2 separate regions of the Homo sapiens genome follow, and region 2 is linked to region 1. The links are chromatin contacts, found by Hi-C or POLR2A ChIA-PET in ENCODE. All regions are on one chromosome and are shown on one strand. Each heading gives the region's core, a stretch centred on a gene start or an enhancer-like site at or near the end of the contact. The rest is flanking DNA. Distances are from core to core; before and after follow the strand shown.

Region 1 (6,455 bases), core at 2,687-5,186:
GCATGTCTTCCAGTTGTGGTTCTACACAAGGCAGGAGCCATAGAAGTTCTGCACGATTGCTTATTAGAAAAGAAACGTTAAAAGCATGAGTTAGGAAAGGAGTTTAGGTCTTTTACTGTGTTCATAGCATTAGGATGAAGAGTTGGGAAGATGGGGGAGGTGTGGAGACTTGGATCCAATAAGACTAAGAAGGATTTGAGGAAATGGAACTTTGGGTTGCTGGCAGGGCAGAAATACTTGAAGAACACTCCCGTTTTAATAAGTTATTTTTAGTTTGCAGAAAAAGAGTAGTTTCTTCAGTGTCCTGGAATCTTGTAGTTGTGTTTGTAACCTAAACTAATCGGCTTAGCCTGTGCCAGAAAAGTGTCAGGTGGCATGCTCATTTCCTTCTAACTTTTAGTACTGCCTGGCTTAACTGCTGTAGTTCTGTGACTAGGCTTCAGGGCGTTGGTAATGGGGACTAACTGGGGGAAGGGGCAAGCTGCTGCTGGTTGCATGCTGCTGGTCTGAGCAGAGAGAACCCTCGTGCTAAGTCACTGCCCTAATGCATTCACTCTGGCTGTACATATAATGTGGTGCTTGAATCCAGAGTGTTCACTTGTGGTACCCTAAGTATGACTTTGAGTGGAACTACCTTAGAATCTTATTTTTCCAATTAACTTGACAGTCTCTAGTCATTTCTTTTGGCTCTTGTCCTGGATATTTTATTCTGCCTTAAGTGGTTTTTAATGGATTTTAAGCTCTCAGTTATCATTCATTCAGCACAACTTTATTGAGTGCCCACTCAAATGTATGCCTGGCACCATTGTAGGTGTTAAGTGTCTTTTGGTGTTTCTTTATTAGAAACTGTTGATTTTATAAATGTTACTCAGTTGAAGAATGTCAATTACTTAAAGTCTTTTTAAAATTAATTAATTAATTAATTAATTTATTTATTTTTAAGACAGACTCTTGCTCTGTCACCCAGGCTGGAGTGCAGTGGTATGATCTCAGCTCACTGCAACCTTTGCCTCCTGGGTTCAAGCAATTCTCCTGCCTCAGCCTCCTGAGTAACTGAGATTACAGGCGTGCGCCACCACACCCAGTTAATTTTTGTATTTTTAGTAGAGGGGGGGTTTCACCATGTTGGCCAGGCTGGTCTCAAACTCCTGACCTCAGGTGATCCACCTGCCTTGGCCTCCCAAAGTGCTGAGATTACAGGCGTGAGCCACCATGCCCAGACTACTTTTTAATGTTTGAGGCAGGGTCTTGCTCTGTCATCTGGAGTGCAGTGACTTGATCTCGGCTCACTGCAGCCTTGACCTCTGGGGCTTAAGCTATCCTCCCACTTCAGCCTCCCAAGTAGCTGGGACCACAGGTGTGTGCCACTACGCCTGACTAATTTTGTTTTATTTTTTATAGAGACAAGGTCTTACTATGTTGCCCAGGCTAGTCTTGAACTCCTGGCCTCAAGTGATCCTTCTGTCTTGGTCTCCCAAGTGCTGGGATTACAGGCATGAACCACTGTGCCTAGCCTATGTATTTTAATTTTTAAATTTGGATAAGACTTTATATAAATTTCTAGGCCAGAAAAACCAATTTTGGTTTGGGTACTATATGGTCATTGTACAGGAACAGATGTAAATTAACTAGAAGATGTGATCTCTGCTCTTGAGGCATTTAGAATGGTATGGAGAAAACAATAGGCAGTACAAATTATTGAAGAAGTACAAAAACTATTACAGACTAAATTAGCTGTATATAACTACCTACCTAAGTGCCAAGGGGCTGTTTGGTCAGTAGGGTTTACAGCTCCCCATTGGAGCAGGTTTTCCCCTTATTTTTTTAGCTTTGTTTATAAAGATATAAGCCAGCAGCTTATAAATGTGGTTGTTTGTAATCTTGGGGATTTTTCTCCCTGGGCTGGTCTTATTTTTTGCTTAAGACATAATAAAATACTCTGGGTAACTGATTTTTATGGAGACGAGAAAAACTTAAGAGGTAGTCAGCTCAGTAAAGCAATAGCAGATAGTGGTCTGATCCACCTCGTTTGTAGAGGCCAGGGGAGTGGAGATGGTGGTGTTCTTGTTTCTGCCTCTTTTGGGCACTGAAGCAAGAGAGGCTAAATATGAAAGCCCTCCTTTAGTTGATATCAGCTTGCCTTAGGTTAGCAAAGTATTTAAAATATGAGCCTCAATTTCTTCAACATATAAAATGAATTTGATAATATCCTTATGGGGTCATTATTAAGGATTGAGAGTATGGATGTGAAAGTGCTTTGAACTATGAAATAATGTATAAGCATTAGGTATTATTGTCAGGCGTAGTGGCTCATGCCTGTAATCCTAGCACTTTGGGAGGTCGAGAGAAGAGGATCGTTTGAGGCCAGGAGTTCAAGACCAGCCTGGGCAACATAGCAAGACCCTGTCTCTACAAAAAAATAAAAATAAAAAAAATTAGCTGGGCATTTTGGTGCACAGATACTTGGGAGGCTGAGGTGGGAGGGTCTCTTGAGCCCAGGAGCTTAAGGCTGCATTAAGCCATGATTGCACCATTGCACTCCTGCCTGGGTGACAGAGAGACCTGTCTCCATATATATATGTTTATTTATTTATTAGGAGGTATATTATTTAGAGCGTAGGAGGCATGCACTTCTGAGGCCCTTGTCAGGATATCTTCTAGGGATCCTGAATTTCAGATGATTCTGGGCATTCAATAATTGGACTTCCTAGGCTGGTGCCGTGTCTCATGTCTATAATTCCAGCATTTTGGGAGGCTGAGGTGGGTGAATTGCTCGAGCTCTGGAGTTTGAGACCAGCCTGGGCAACATGGTGAAACCCCATCTCTACAAAACTTACAAAACTTAGCTTGTTGTGGTGACACATCCCTGTAGTCCCAGCTACTCTGGGAGCTGAGCGGGGAGGATTTGCTTGAGTCCAGGGGGTTGAGACTGCAGGAAGCCACGATTGCTCCACCGCACTCCAGCTTCGGTGACAGAGCACGACTCTGTCTTTAAAAAAAAAAAAAACTACCAACAAAAAACAAAACCTGGACTTGAGCTGGTGATAATAAGAAAAATACTTTTATTTAATGTTATTTGAAAGGGTTGTACATGAGGGAGATGAATTATTCTTTCTTATAAGTTTATATAAGTCCATTTATACATAAGAGTCTTCGTAAGTATAGGCACTTATAATTTTCAGTAGTTTGGCCATTGAACATTTACTGAACTGTTACTGTGTGCCACGTTCTATGCACATGCTTGGATTCAGAGATGAAATACATAATTCTGGCCTTTCAGGAGCTCGGGGTTTGGTACAGGAGAGTAACAAGTAGACAATTATAATACAGAATGATAAGTGCTATACTAGAGATAAACCTAGGGTTTTTCAGAAGGGCTTATTCTTACTTGATTCCTCTCAACATCCTCTCCAGACTTTGTTTAAAAGTTGTAAGAGATATCTTAATGAGGCCTGGAGAAATGAAGCAGTTTGCCTAAGGTCACACCCATAGCTTGTTATTTTTAAAGCTAAAACTAAGATCTGAGTTGTCATACTTGCTTTCACTTTCAGTTATGTCCTAGCTAATCAGGAGGCTGAGGCAGGAGGATTGCTCGAGCCCAGGAGTTCGAGGTTATAGTGAGCTGTGATTGTGCCACTTCACCGTAGCCTGGGCAACAGAGTGATACCCTGTCTCAAAAAAAAAAAAAAAAAAAAAAAAAGAGCTAGTCACATCAGGTCGTTAAAAAAAATGTTGACTGTTTATTTCACACTGTACCAGGCCAATGGCAGTACAAAAGAATAAGGTGGTCTATAATTATGGTGTAGTAGGGATAGTAAGTATAAAAAAATGAGAAATTAGCATCAAGTCAATTCAACTAATACTTTTGTGAAGCTCCACGTTAATTGCTACGGGGAATATAAAACAACATAGGACAACCTACCTGTGGCTTTTTCTTTAGGAGATGGTGTCAGATAAACCTGTAATGCAAAGTAGACTAAGAAAATTGCTCAAGTAGAGATACAGACAAAGTGCATTGGGAACATAGGCCCAAGAATCTTAGAATATTAGAACCAAAAGGACAGGTAGAGGTGATCAGTTCTAGTGGTCTTTAGTTACCATTTTGGAGACATGGAGCCCATTTGGTTAGAGAAATTTGAGGAACCTTGCAAAAATCAGGGAATCAAGTGAAATTAGGATGACAATATAAAATTTTCAGCTGCCAGGAAGAAGAGGACTTGAACTGGAAATAGGCAGCCTTGGATCACAGAAATAGAGTATTGTAGAACTGAGGCCTTTTTAAAGTAAAACCTAACACCTAAACTGGCCAAAGGTAGACCCACTGTACCTATGACAATAACCATGTTTTATTGTGTACAAAGTACTTTCACATACATTCTTCTGTTTGGTCCTTATAATCTTGTAGTCAAGACACATTGTCATTTCTGTGTTACAAATGAGGAAACTATTCTAGTAAGTTGGAGAGACAAGAGTAGAACTCAGGATTCTACTGCCCATTGTACTACCTGGTGTGTGAATGTGAGTGAGTTTTAATTTTAATTTTAATTTTTTTTTGAGATGGAGTCTTGCTCTCTTGCCCAGGCTGAAGTGCAGTGGTGTGATCTCAGTTCACTGAAACCTCCGCCTCCCGGGTTCAAGCAATTCTCGTTGCCTCAGCCTCCTGAGTAGCTGGGACTACAGATGTGTGCCACCATGCCTAGCTAATTTTTGTGTTTAGAGATGGGGTTGCACCATGTTGATCAGGCTGGTCTCGAACTCCTGACCTCAAGTGATCCACCCACTTTGGCCTCCCACAGTGCTGGGATTACAGGCGCAAGCCACCATGACTGTTTGTTTTTATTTATTATTTATTATTATTTTTTGAGATGGAGTCTCGCTCTGTCGCCCAGGGTGGAGTGCAGTGGCGCAATCTCAGCTCGTTGCAGCCTCCACCTCCCGGGTTCAAGCAAGTCTCCTGCCTCAGCCTCCTGATTAGCTGGGACTACAGGCGTACGCCACCACGCCTGGCTAATTTTTGTATTTTTAGTAGAGACAGGGTTTCACCATGTTTGCCAGGTTGGTCTCGAACTCCTGACTTCGTGATCTGCCCGCCTCGGCCTCCCAAAGCGCTGGGATTACAGCCGTGAGCCACTGTGCCCAGCCTCCTGTTTGTTTTTAATAATGTAGACTTTGACGTGAGACATGTTGGCAAGTGTGACTTAGTAAAAGAAGGAGATAGACATAGTTATAGCTACAAGAAGGAACTTAGGGCTTAGGGGTGGGAGGCAGAACTGGCACAGAGCCTGATTATTCTGACTTGGGCATCTTCCTTGCCCTTTTGGATGCTGCCTTATTATACCTCTGGCCCCACCCATCCACCTCTCTTAGTACTTATTTAAAATTATTTCTGCTGTAACTGGGCAAGTTACTTTCTCAAGGTGTTCCCCCCCCCCGCCCCCCCCCCCAGGGCTTCCTGATTGTGGGGGGGGGGGGGGGAGAGAGAGAGAGAGAGAGAGAGGAAAAAAAAAAAGAATGTGTACAGTGATGAAAAGAAAATTGAATTAATATGTGTAGGGTATATTTTCGTTCAGGCATTATGTGCTTAGGCATTTAATGTATATTTTTATATAATCCTTACAACAGTCCCATGAAGTTTAGATGTAATCTCTATATACAGTTGTGGAAACTGAGGTTGTGAAGTTTAATCACTTAAAGTAATATGTGACTGAATTAGAATAGAACCCAGATAATCTGACTTTCAATCCCATGTGTGGTTTTCCCTTATAGCATGTTGCCAGGGCAGCAGGCAGGATGGAGAGAGAGTGTGGAATAGAGACAAAGGGAAATTCCCTAGAAGCAATAAAATGGAAATAAACTTGTTACAGGGGGTAGAAATAATAGTGACCCTGTAAAATATGCCTTCAAATTAAAATAGCAGCAGAAAACCTTTTTCACTCAGGCTCTCTAATAGGTACAGCTTAGTATTCTTCTTCTGATACCACCAAGTATATAGAAGGGCATTTTAATCTTCCATTTTAAGAGATGAGATACACTTCTCCTAAGGGAGATGAGATGCATGTAAAACAAAAAACTTCTAGATTGATGCTCTGGGCACTTAACAGTCAGTACAAGGGAAGTCACATTCTCTGAGTTGAGTGTGAAGGTAAAAAGATTCGAAACCTTTGGGTGACTTGCACCTCCTAAGACTTGCAGCTCGTACATGTGACAGACAGTGCTAGGATAGTACCCTCATTAAACAAAAATAACAACAAAACTGATCCTCAACTCTACATTTTCCTTATCACTTTCACACAGGCAAACTTTTCTTTCTTTTCTTTTCTTTTCCTTTTCTTTTCTCTTTTTTCTTCTCTTTGCCTTTTTTTTTTTTAACAGTCCAGTGGTCTTTTACTTTTTTACACCTTCTGATTTGGCCAACTTTCTTTCATTCATTTATTTATTTGGAGGCAGGGTCTTGC
Region 2 (6,382 bases), core at 1,428-3,927, 160 kb before region 1:
AAAACTGTCCAATTAACTGTTTTTTAGCATGTAGAGTTGTTCCACTATCACCATTCTAATTTCAGGACATTTTCACCGTGCTGAAAAAGAAACCTTGTACCTATCACTCCCCATCCCCCTCTCCCTTCCACCCTTTTCCCCTCCACCAGCATCTGGCAACTGTTAATCCACTTTCTGCCTTAATTTATATCTTCTGGACATTTCATAACGTTTTATAGACTTCTGTACCTGGCGTCTTTCACTTAGTGTTCAAGGTTCATCGATGTTGTAGCATGTATCAGTACTTCATTCCTTTTTGTGGCTGAATAATACTCCATTGTATGGCTATAGCACGTTTTCTGTGTCCCTGCATCAGTTTCCATTTTTTGGCTATTATGAATAATACAGCTATGAACATTTATGTACAAGATTTTGTGTGAAAGTATGTTTTCATTTCTGTTGGGAATATACCTAGGAGTGGAATTATTGGGTCATATGGTAACTAACATTTTAAAGAACCGGGAAACTATTTTCTAAGGTGGCTGGACCATTTGAGAGTGCATTCCTGACAAGCATCCAGGTGATACTGAATAGCAGGCTCTAGATTACATTTTGACATCTATCAAGAAAACAGGAACATGAACTTTAACTGAGTTCAGCTGCCAAAATCTGGCCAGCAGCAAAGAAGGTGGGGTGGTTTTGGTTTTCATAGGGCCTTGGTACCTCCGATTTTCTACCATTAGTCTTAATGTACCTGGGCTTATTGTTCTAGCCTTCGAACTCTTCATGTAAATTGATATATCTGCTATCTAAAAAAGAAAGAATATTCATTTTTAGTTGAAAGAGGCATTTCTAAGATGAGAATGGCCATACTGTCAGTGTGGTAACACTGTTTTTGATAGTGTCCTGAAAGCATGTTGATCCTTTCTAGGTGCCATCAGAGAAGGAAGGGTATGCTGGTGGAGCATGCACACAAATGATTTAATACATTGTAGTGCATGTTGGGATAGAGCAAAGGAGGGCAGATTCAAGGAAGACTTCCAGGAGACGAGTCCTGAACTCAATCTCTTAATTCATTCAACTAAGATTTAATGTAGGAGATCTAGATTCTGTGGGGGTTCAGATGAGGTAGGGATTACTTCTGTTTTATATGAGGTAGGATGACAATGGGGGTAGGTGGTAGTAGAAATTAGAATATTTCTTTGGGATGATACTTGAAGTAAGCCAGGATTTTAGATACAGAGGTATATGAGAAGGGTGTGTTCTAAGATGATAAAGCAGAAGGAACTAAAATACAGAAGTCAAATGGCACGACGTATACCAGCTGTATTTACTGAAATATGCCTAGAGGTGCTGTGTTAAGCCTCAGGTACACAAAAACATAAAACATGACCCTGCCTTCATAATTAGAACTCAAGTGAGATGTTTGAAGTGTAATACAATGTGATTTGTATGAAAAATCACATTGTGTGTGTGGTAGGAGGTATAGATTAGTTTTTAAGAAGGCGTAATTTTCTTGACTGGTGGTTGGTTCTGTTTGGTTTGACTCATGGGTGCCTGAAATAAAAGGAGTAGGAAATACAGATGTAAAGGTAAGTTGGGCTGTTATTTACTGTTGTTTACTTTGGCAGAAATGGTCTAAAAAACTAAGCATGTGACGAGTAATGAGAGGGGAGCAGCAGGAGTCTGAGTTTGGGTTCCTTTTCTTCCATTAGTTCCTGTGTGACTCTCCCTTGTGATCATTGATCTTTACTGGAGGTACAGAGTACCTGGTCTGGTCCTCAGTTTTAAGAAAATGAATTACCTAGTATACTCCAAGGCCCAACTTCTGTACCCCATAGTTGGAAATTGTCAGCTTTCCTACAAAGATTGATTTATGAGCTGCTCTTTAAAGCAACTTCTTATAACATTTTCAACCTTTTGACTGTTCACAATTAAGAGTCCTTCAATCTTTTCCCATCCCAATAGATGAAATGGCAAGACAAAATTTCCATGAGTTATATTGGACAGGTTTCTATGCATTACCTGTTGTTGCATAACAAATTACCCCCCTAAAACTTAGCAGCTTAAAACAAACATTTATTATCCTCTACAATTACTCTGGGTGAAGAATCCAAGAGTCACTTAGCTGAGTGATTCTGACTCTTAAGAGGTTGCAGGCTGGGTGCGGTGGCTAACACCTGTAATCCCAGCACTTTGGGAGGCCAAGGTAGGAGAATCGCTTGAGCTCAGGAGTTCAAGACCAGCCTGGGCAACAATAGTGAGACCTCGTCTCTACAAAAAAATTTAAAAATTAGCCAGGCATGGTGGCACACACTTGTAGTCCCAGCTGCTCGGGAGGCTGAGGTGGGAGGACTGCTTGAGCCCAGCAGATCGACAGGTTGAGGCTTCAGTGAGCTGTGGTTGTGCCACTGCATTCCAGCCTGGGTGACAGAGGAAGACCATGTCTTTTTTTTTTTTTTTTTAAAAAGTAATCTGAAGGCTTGACTAGGGTTGCAGGATTTGCTTTCAAGGTGGCTCACGTGCATGACTACACCTCACTTCCTAGGCAAGTGGACTTCTGCATATACTGAATATTCTCATGTAGCTGGCTTCCCCCACAAAGTGAATAGGAAGACTCCATTTCCACAGTATCTCATTGACCACACAGGTCAACCCTCTTCAGTATGGGAGGAGACTACCCAGGGCTAGAATACCATGAAGTGAGAATCATCAGGGCCACCTTGGAGGCTGGCTGCCAAAACTTAGGATGAATTTGAGGCTACTTTCCTATTAAGTGTATAAAGCTGACCTTTGACATGCAAACTTAGTAATACCTATTTATGATTCCTGATACACTTTAATACTCTATAGTGATTTCTTCAGAAGCATTTTGACCTAAATGTAAATATATCATTCACTATGCATACATTTTTCTAAAAGGGAGTTTAATATCTACACCAGGATGAATTGTAGTATGTTTTAACATATGTAAGGTGCTCAGTACTTGCTCAACTAAAGCCAGGTGTGGTCATGCACACCAGTGGCACTTGGAAGCTGAGGCAGAAGGATTGCTTGAGCCTGGGAGCTTGAGGCTGTAGTGTGCAATGTTCATGCCTCTGAATAGCCATTGCCCTTCAGCCTGAGCAACATAGTGAGACTGTTTTTTTTTTTTTTTTGAGATGGAGTCTCGCTTTGTTGTCCAGGCTGGAGTGCAGTGGCGCGATCTTGGCTCACTGCAACCTCCGTCTCCCAGGTTCAAGCAATTCTCATGCCTCAGCCTCCTGAGTAGCTGGGACCACAGGCATGCACCACCACGACCAGCTAATTTTTGTATTTTTAGTAGAGACAGGGTTTCACCATGTTGGCCAGGCTGGTCTCAAACTCCTGACCTCAGGTGATCTGCCCACCTCGGCCTCCCAAAGTGCTGGATTACAGGCGTGAGCCACCGTACCCAGCCAATAATGCATTTTTTAAAAGATATTTTTGTTCCAATATTAATAAATAAAAATGTTTATGAACTTAAAAGAGAAGTAAGAGGTGAAATCAGAAAGGTAGTGAAATCAGGTCTGTAGGACCTTAAAACCTGCTGCGAGGATTTTTGAGACAAATGGGAAGGCAGTGGAGGATTTTGAGCTAAAATATTACTTTTTCACTTCACTGTAGCCACAGTGGCTTCCTTACTGCTCCTTGAAACTCTGGGCAACTTCTACCCCAGGGTCTCTGCACTGGCTGTTCCCTCTGCCTGGAGAGCCTTTAGGCAGAGTATCTGCACAGCTCACTCCCTCACCTCCAAGCCTATACTCAAAGGCCTTCTCCACAAGAAGGCCCTATTTGAGATTGCAGCCCAGCCCGACCTCCCTTGCCCTTGCACTTATCATCATCTGCTCTGCTGCTTCTCCAGCACTTATCATTTTTTATCCTACAGTATATAATTTACTTATTAATTACATTTATTGTTGTCTCTCTCTCTCTGCTAGATATAAACTCCACAAGTGCAGGGATCAACACCTAGAGTGTATCTGGTACATAGAAGTTTCCCACACACTTGCTAAAAGAATGACTTAAAGGAATAAGTTTTGGTTATATGGAAAATTAAATTTACTAACTTTTTCTCATCATGCATAAATGGTTATTGAAGATTTAGGATCTTGAAGAATTTCTTAATTATTTCAGAGAGCTACGGTTATGTTTCTTAGAGAGTGTTTACCAAACCAAGAAAGTAGACTCATAGTTTAGGAATATTTTTAGCACTGTGGGGTGAAATTAAAAGTTTCTGGTTGGCCGGGCACAGTGGCTCAAGCTTGTAATCCCAGCACTTTGGGAGGCTGAGGAGGGCGGATCACGAGGTCAGGAGATCCAGACCATCCTGGCTAACACGGTGAAACCCCGTCTCTACTAAAAATACAAAAAATTAGCCGGGCGTGGTGGCAGGTGCCTGTGGTCCCAGCTACTCGGGAGGCTGAGGCAGGAGAATGGCATGAACCCGGGAGGCAGAGCTTGCAGTGAGCAGAGATCGTGCCACTGCACTCCAGCCTGGGTGACAGAGCAAGACTCTGTCTAAAAAAAAAAAAAAGTTTCTGGTCAACCATTTTTGTTATAATTTATTTTTATATAATTTCAAACTTATGGAAAAGTTGCAAGAATGATACAAGGAACTTCCTATACCCTCTACCCAGATTCACCAATTGTCTACATTATTTATCATTTCCTCTGTGTGTGTGTGTGTGTGTGTGTGTGCATGTGCTTGTGTGTTCCTAAAACTTCTGAGTAAATTGGAAACATTGTGTACCTGTACCCATAAATATTTCAAGTGTGTCTTTTAAAAGTGAGGACGTTATCTTACAGTTGTCAATATCAGAAAATCGAACATTGATACAATAGAATTATCTAATCCATAGCCCCCCCACCTTTTTGTTTTTTGTTTTTTTTTGAGACAGTTTCACTCTTGTTGCCCAAGCTGGAGTGCAATGGCACAACCTCCCATAGCCCATTTTCTTTCCTGGTCTTGCTCTATTGCCCAGGCTGGAGTGCAGTGGGGTGATCATAGATCACTGCAGCCTCCACCTCTTGGGCTCAAACGATCCTCCCACCTCAGCCCCCCAAGTAGCTGGGACCTCAGGCACGCGCCTCCACGCCCAGCAAATTTTTAATTTTATGTAGAGATGCCATCTCACTTTGTTGCCCAGGCTGGTTTTGATCTCCTGGCCTCAAGCGATCTGCCCACCTTAGCCTCTGAAAGTGTTGGGATTACAGGTGTGAGCCACCACATCCAGCTCATTGCCCATTTTCAAATTTCATCCACTGTCCCAGTAATGTCATTTATAGCAATTTTTTCCCAATCTTGCATCGAAGTCAGGATCATACACTGCTCTTAGTCTCCTTTAATCTGAAATCATCTTTCAGCCTTTCTTTGTGTTTTTGTTTGTTTCTTTGTTTTGAGATGGAGTCTGGCTCTGTCCTCCAGGCTGGAGTGCAGAGGCCCCATCTCAGCTCACTGCAACCTCTGCCTCGAAGGTTCAAGCAATCCTGCCGCCTCAGTAGAGATGGGGTTTTGCTATGCTGCCCAGGCTGGTCTCGAACTCTTGGCCTCAAGTGATCTGTCCGACTCGGCCTTCCAAAGTGCTGGGATTCCAGGCGTGAGTCACCACACCCGGCCAATTAGTGAGGATATTCTTTGAGACTATGTTCCTCATTAAACTTGCACCTACTGGTTTTAACATCATTCCTTTTGTATTTATTAGCTGTCAATCTACTGTAAGGAAGAGCTTTCCCTTCTCCCCATTCACTTATGTCAGTATGGACTCATGGACTTGTATTTTATTCTGTGGTTTGTAATCCATTGCTATTGTTAATTATTTTGATGCCAATTGTCCTAGATTTCTGGTCATCCCTTTGCCTCAAAAACAAGTTTACATGAACCATATAGTCTCCAAGTTGGGTTTTCAAAGAGGTAATGGGTCCAAATTGAAAAGGTAGAATTTAGGTTACTGGAAGGTAGAAATAACTAGTAGGAAAATCACTTTGGGCAATTTTCAATAACAAAAACACCCTATATACTGAAATGTGTTAAAATAACAAGAAAAATAGCACAGCCACTCAGCAGTGAATTTCAGTGTAAGGAATGAGGATAGGCGTATCCTTATTAGAAAAAAGAAGGAAAAATGCTGCTTGAGCTGCTGAGTTGTTTCAGCCCTGGAGCTGAGGGCGGGGCAATGCATGAAGGTAGTGGGAGAAATGATGGCTAATCATAAAATCAAAATGTCAGCCTAAGATACCATTTTAAAATATTTCATTCCAGGCTGGGCGCGGTGGCTCAAGCCTGTAATCCCAGCACTTTGGGAGGCTGAAGCAGGAGGGTTGCTTGAGTCCAGGAGTTTGAGACCACCCGGCAACATAGCAAAACTTCGTCTCTACAAAAATT

What was found. Hi-C counts contacts between places; a loop is a spot of excess contacts on that map. ChIA-PET counts read pairs that join two places held with the same protein, here RNA polymerase II (POLR2A). Pooled maps may share reads with other maps.
Region 2: a loop to region 1 is called in a map with no recorded cell type, with 2.2 times the contacts of the local background. The contact joins two enhancer-like sites. A Hi-C loop is called at or near these places in 11 of 168 maps with a recorded cell type or tissue (GM12878, HCT116, HepG2 and 7 more), 6 of 37 single-sample maps with no recorded cell type and 4 of 50 pooled maps. POLR2A ChIA-PET finds 5 or more read pairs at or near these places in 3 of 52 experiments (A549, BJ and MCF 10A).

Annotation. Positions count from the first base shown.
Region 1 is chr1:23,116,497-23,122,951 of GRCh38, reverse strand. The region is part of intron 1 of LUZP1 (leucine zipper protein 1); the gene reads left to right. Among named protein-coding and RNA genes, the nearest start is that of LUZP1, 49 kb to the left of the region's middle. Within about 2 kb of position 3,936, at least 3 of the 41 ENCODE cell types and tissues checked have a DNase peak (open chromatin) inside an H3K27ac peak, as active enhancers do.
Region 2 is chr1:23,274,091-23,280,472 of GRCh38, reverse strand. No RefSeq gene overlaps it. Among named protein-coding and RNA genes, the nearest start is that of LINC01355, 8.2 kb to the left of the region's middle. Within about 2 kb of position 2,677, at least 2 of the 41 ENCODE cell types and tissues checked have a DNase peak (open chromatin) inside an H3K27ac peak, as active enhancers do.